Regions from separate parts of the Homo sapiens genome. Here region 1 is linked to region 2. The links are chromatin contacts, found by Hi-C or POLR2A ChIA-PET in ENCODE. All regions are on one chromosome and are shown on one strand. The core of a region is the stretch at or near the end of the contact, and the rest is flanking DNA. Distances in the headings are between cores, read along the strand shown. Region 1 has its middle 150 kb from the start of LINC02587. Region 2 overlaps LOC105375167 (a long non-coding RNA gene).

Region 1 (2,700 bases), core at 46-2,545, 55 kb after region 2:
TCTCCATGCAAACTGGAATCAGTTGTACTATAGCAAAAGAAGCCTGTAGTCTGGGAGACAAAAGGTGCTGTGTAAACAGCATGCCTCCTTTTTCTGGACCCTTCGATTTGGCTGAATTTGATACACCTGATGTGAAAATGATTGTGATATAGCTAGTGAGCTGATGTCGACAGGCTCTAATTTGCCCAATAGGCCTTCTTTTTCCTCAAATACATATTTAGAGTCAATGACAATTAAATCTAGAGATGGAAACTTTGGCTTTTGGCCTGGGCTCTCACTTGAATGTGTTGGCCAATATTTCTATTGAGTGTTTTATGATGTGGTTGATCAAATTGTGGGGTATGACTACAGGCCCTACCACTGATTCTGAAACTGGCAAGCTGAGAGTCACCTGAAGTTAGCTATCAGAGTCAGATAAACTGAAATTTAAGAATGCATGGAGGAAGACTGGTTATCAAAGAAATAATACTTAATTCTAGAATCTAGATTTCATGGGGTTTAATATGCCTCCCAAGAAGTTTTATGATTTGGAAACCTGCATGAACTAAATACATATCACAAAATCCCTTACTTGGAATATAAGTAAAGACATTCCATTTTTATTCCTAGGAAATAAAAGTCATCCCACTTCCTCTAAAGGTATTATTTCAGTTCAGATGCTTCTGACTGCAAGTAACAGATTTTCAAAACAAAAGTGGCTTTTAAAAAGAAAATTATCAATATGGCTCACATAAGAAATTCAGAGGTTTTCCTTTCCAGGTGGGTTAATTGAGCAACTCAAGTTTGCAGGGTCCTGGATCAGCACCTCTGCCATTTTCTTTCCCTCACAATTGCGAGGTATTTATAAAATTTATACCACCAGGGGAAAAACTATGAGAAAAACAAAATATTCAAAATGTGATTTTTTTAAAAAAATGGAGAGAACACTATTAATACTATATTTGATGTGCTAAAATAATTTTAATTATTTTCGAATTCAAACCTGCTTTCTCTCACTTGAAATTGTTGCATAACTCAAAAGCACTATTATAATTCAACCCAAATGGTACGGTACTTCAATGAGCTGGTGAAATTGATTCAGGACATTAAAGAGATGTCGGCAAAGTTATAAATCGCTACTCTAATCGGGAGTGAAGAGGTTAATTCAAGATTCCACTAAAAACAGACTGGCAGAAATGTTTCCAGGGACATGCGTATTTTTTTTTTCTTTTCTCTCTCTCTCTTTTTTTTACTCAGTAGGGGTTTGGAGAAGAGGTTTGGAAGGGAAGGAGAGGGCTGGTTCCAGGCCCCTTGCATTCCCCAGAGCCCCGTTAAGGAAGGGGGAGGGCTTCCTGCCCAGGCAGCCATCTGTAACATTCTATGAACAGCAGGAACCCGCGCTGCTCCAGTCCGTAAACCCGGGTGAGGATTCTGTCTGCATTCAAAGAAAAAACCAGAGGAGTTTTCCCTCTTATTTCTGCGTTCTATCTTTTTTTTCCCCACTATTATCTCTTGCGGGTGAGCAATGTAGTTGGGAGTCTCGGAAGTTGCTTGTATAAACAAACTATCATCTCAACGATATCAGAACAGTACTATTGAGAACTGGCCCAACTGGTACCAAAATGCCGGGCCTGCCTTCTGGAATGTGCTGGCAGCAAGCTGGGAATGTCATCATCCCCGCTAATGTCACACCGTGGAACGCTTTCTGGGATCAGTGGACGTGTGTCTGATGTTCCCTTAAGTTAACTGCTTTCTAGGCTTGACTCAATTAGAGCTGGCTTTTTGGAAAGTGGTGTCATTTAAAACCTATTTTATGAAAGTTATTTTTGTGCCTATAATTTTGGGGCTCACACGTCTGTTATTTCCTCCAGTTCTTGGCTTGCACAATATGCTGCCTATGGAAAGTAGTAAAGAGTGACAATGGAAAAAATAACAAGCACTTGTTTTTTTTACTTCCAACATCTGGAGAAAACACATTTAAGGAAATGTTAACAAATAGGTACAGGGATTGATAACATTAAAAAATATATATACTTCCTTATAGAGGGAAAAACAATCAGAATAGATAGAATCTTTTAGATCAATTTTACACAAAGAATACCAAAAAATTTAACAACAAAAATGATCTCATTCAAGAGGATTCAGTTCACATCCTTTCCTAGGGTCAACCAAATGACTAATGTCAAATCCCCAAAGCACATAGGTAAAAAAATCTTTTCTCCAAAAAGAACAAAGACATAGAATTTCAATTTCGAAAAATTTCCTATTTTCTACTTTTCAATAAAGTTTTACTGTTACATTTAACTTCCCAGCAGCACAGTAGAGAAGTAAACACATTCTCATGTAGAATATGAAACTTAAAAATAAAAAAGAAAAATTCAAGAAGCAATTCAATGCAGAGATAAATATTAGAACGAACAATGCAGCAATAGTTTTATTGGAAAAAAAAGCACAAATGTGAATGTACTCTGTTCTTACACACCGAAATAACTTAAAGACAAAATATGCTTCAAGGGAAAATAAATCATAATGAATACCTACTACTGTATTACCAAAAGAGTGGTGGATACATTTCAGCCCAGTTTTTCTACTTTCATTTACTCACATTTTTATACCTTAAAGTAAGCATTGGTAAATATTCCACACGGGCCTAAGTTTTTTCCTTTTTTAACTCAGTTTTACACTATCAGTATAGGCTAATTTATAAAGTCATTGCATCAA
Region 2 (2,700 bases), core at 12-2,511:
AGAAGTTGGATTACAGGTTTATGAGTCAGATTATTGTGCTTTGAAAACAAATTTACTGCTTTTCCGATGCCTGAATATAAGCAAAGTAGTTACTCACTCTAGGCCTTAGTTCCTTATATGTAAAATAGAAATAACAGAGTTCCAAAATTACAGAATTGTTGTGAGAAGGTATTATAAGGGTTTTATGTGTAATGTGCTATGCATAGAGTTTGGCACTTCTGAAGCACAAAGAAAAGTTACAAATATGAATATCAGTAATGTTCTACTCTAAAGATACTCACCCAACAGAGAATAGAGACATTGCCCTATTTTTAACATGAGCCTTGCCAATGCTTAGCAATTAAAATTATTCTAAATAATCAAAAAATTTTAATAATCTGCACAAGAATTTAGTCAGTACTTTTTGTCAAACTTACAAAACTGTATGCTTTAATTATTCCTTTTAAAATATGGCATTTTTCTATCCACTGTCCTCTATCACCTCAATTGTTCTGCAAAATTTCTCTAATACTACCTGAAATAATATACTATATCTGCTTCCTTCCACTCAGTTTGGCATGCAGTTTTATACTGTTGTCTATTTATGTTTTTATTTTCCCTCCAACAAAATTCTGTATGCCTAGTGAAAGCCATAATTTTTGTTATTGCTGATAATTTTCCTATGAGCAGAGTGCTGAGTACATAGTTTCTATTCAATGTTTATTTGTTGACTTTAATAGGGGCATGAATTTAAAAAAATAAATAAGAAAAAGATTCTCACTCTAGTTTAAAAAGTTGAAAAGATACATAGGGATTCACACCTCTTAAAATTGTGCTTTAAAGAAAATATTTTATGACTGTTTCCATGGATCACCAGAAGATGTAAAATATTAAGTCTAGTAAAATACATGATTTACTTCATATATTTTAAAAGGCAAAATACTTTTAAATTACATATTTATTAATTTTTAAAACCAATTATGGCATATAACAGAAAACATTAGCTTGAGCTGTACTTAAAGTTTTTAGGCTCTTCAGTAAGAGAGGTAACTCAAGGAGTTAAAAAAAAAAAAAAAGTGAGCTTAGGGAGGAGAGGAGCAAGAAGGCTGAATAGAAGGCTCCACTGGTTGTTCCCCTGGCAAGGACACCAATTTAACAGCTAGCTACACAACAAAAGCACCTTCATAAGAAGCAAAAAACAGTGAGCACTCATAGTACTTGCTTTAACTTTATATTACTGAGTCTTGAATAGCTGGCACTACTTCTTCCCCATCCCCCAGCAGTGGCCATGTAGTACAGAGAGTGTTTCTGTACCCTTGGGGGAGGGAGAGTGCAGCAATTGTGAGACACTTCATTGAATTTATCCTCCTGTCACAGAAGAAAGCAAAACCAGGCTGAACGCAGCTGACACACATATTTAAAACAGCCCTAGCCAGAGGGGAATCACCCTGCAAGCAGTTAAAATTTGAGTTTCAGCAAGCCTGACCACCACAAGCTAAAGTGTTCTGGGGCTCTAAATAATCTTAAAAGGCTGTCTAGGCCACAAGGACTGCAACTTGTAGGTGAGTCTTACTGCTCAGAGCCAGTGAACTTGGGAGGCTTGTGACCCTACTGAGACACCAGCCAGAGTGGCTAAGGGAGTGCTTGCACCACACCTTCCTCAACCCTAGGTGTCACAGCTCACAGCTCCAAAAATGACCCCTTCCTTCTGCTTGGGAGAAGAGAGGGAAGAATAAAGAGGACTTTCTCTTCCTTCTTAGATACCAGCTCAGCCACAATAGGATAGGGAACCAGTAGGAGTTCCCCTTTCCAGGCCCCCTTAGCTCCCAGATGACATTTCTAGACACAGCTTGAGCCAGAAGGGAACCCACTGCCTTGAAGGGAAGAACTCAGTCCTGGCAGGACCTATCACATGATGACTACAGAGCCCTTAGGTCCTAAATACTCAGCAGCAATACCCAGGTAGTAGTACGCCATGGGCCTTGGGTGAGCCTCTGAGGCTTGCTGACTTCAGGTGAGATTCAGCACATTCCCACCTGGGGTAGCTATGGAGCGAGACTAATTCTGCTTGAAAAAAGCATGGGAAAAAGTAAAGGGGACTTTGTCTTGCACCTTAGGTACTAGCTTAGCTATAGGAGGATAGCACATCAAACAGGCTCCTGGGGTTCACGATTCCAGGACTTCCCTCTTGGACAGCATTTCTGGACCTCTCCTGAGACAGAGGGCATCCCCACTTCACTGAGAGTGAGTCTGAGGCCACACAGTATTCAACTCAAGCTGCCTAAAGAGCCCTTGAAACATAAGGGAACATCGGTGGTACCCTGGAAGTAGTCTCCATGGACCTGTGATGGTGGTGGCCATGGAATCCTTTTCTGCCTGTGGAAAAGGGAGGGAAGTCTGAGAAGAGCTGTGACTCATGATTTGAGTGCCAGCTCAGCTGCAGTAAAAGAGAACTCTAGGTAGACTTCTAAGGTTTTTGACTCCAGTCCCGAGCTCCCAGATGGCACCTCTGGACCCATCTGGGGCCAGAGGGAACTTGCCACCCTAAAGGGAAGGACACTAGCCTGGCTGGCTTCACCCCCTGCTGATTGTAGAGCCCCAGGGCCTTGAGAGAACATAGGAGCTAGCCAAATAGTGGTTACAGTGGGCCTTGGGTGAGAGTCAGTGCTGTGCTGGCTTCAGGTCTGACCCAGCACAGTCCCAGTGATGGTGGCCACAGGG

What was found. A loop is a pair of places that touch in the nucleus more often than their neighbours do. ChIA-PET counts read pairs that join two places held with the same protein, here RNA polymerase II (POLR2A). Pooled maps may share reads with other maps.
Region 1: a loop to region 2 is called in a map of stomach, with 4 times the contacts of the local background. The contact joins two enhancer-like sites. A Hi-C loop is called at or near these places in 7 of 168 maps with a recorded cell type or tissue (Right ventricle myocardium inferior, endothelial cell of umbilical vein, heart left ventricle and 2 more) and 2 of 50 pooled maps. POLR2A ChIA-PET finds 5 or more read pairs at or near these places in 3 of 52 experiments (GM12878, WTC11 and activated T-cell).

The regions. Positions count from the first base shown.
Region 1 is chr7:15,838,222-15,840,921 of GRCh38, forward strand. No RefSeq gene overlaps it. Among named protein-coding and RNA genes, the nearest start is that of LINC02587, 150 kb to the left of the region's middle. Within about 2 kb of position 1,296, at least 13 of the 41 ENCODE cell types and tissues checked have a DNase peak (open chromatin) inside an H3K27ac peak, as active enhancers do.
Region 2 is chr7:15,782,857-15,785,556 of GRCh38, forward strand. The region is part of intron 2 of LOC105375167 (a long non-coding RNA gene); the gene reads right to left. Among named protein-coding and RNA genes, the nearest start is that of LINC02587, 96 kb to the left of the region's middle. Within about 2 kb of position 1,262, at least 2 of the 41 ENCODE cell types and tissues checked have a DNase peak (open chromatin) inside an H3K27ac peak, as active enhancers do.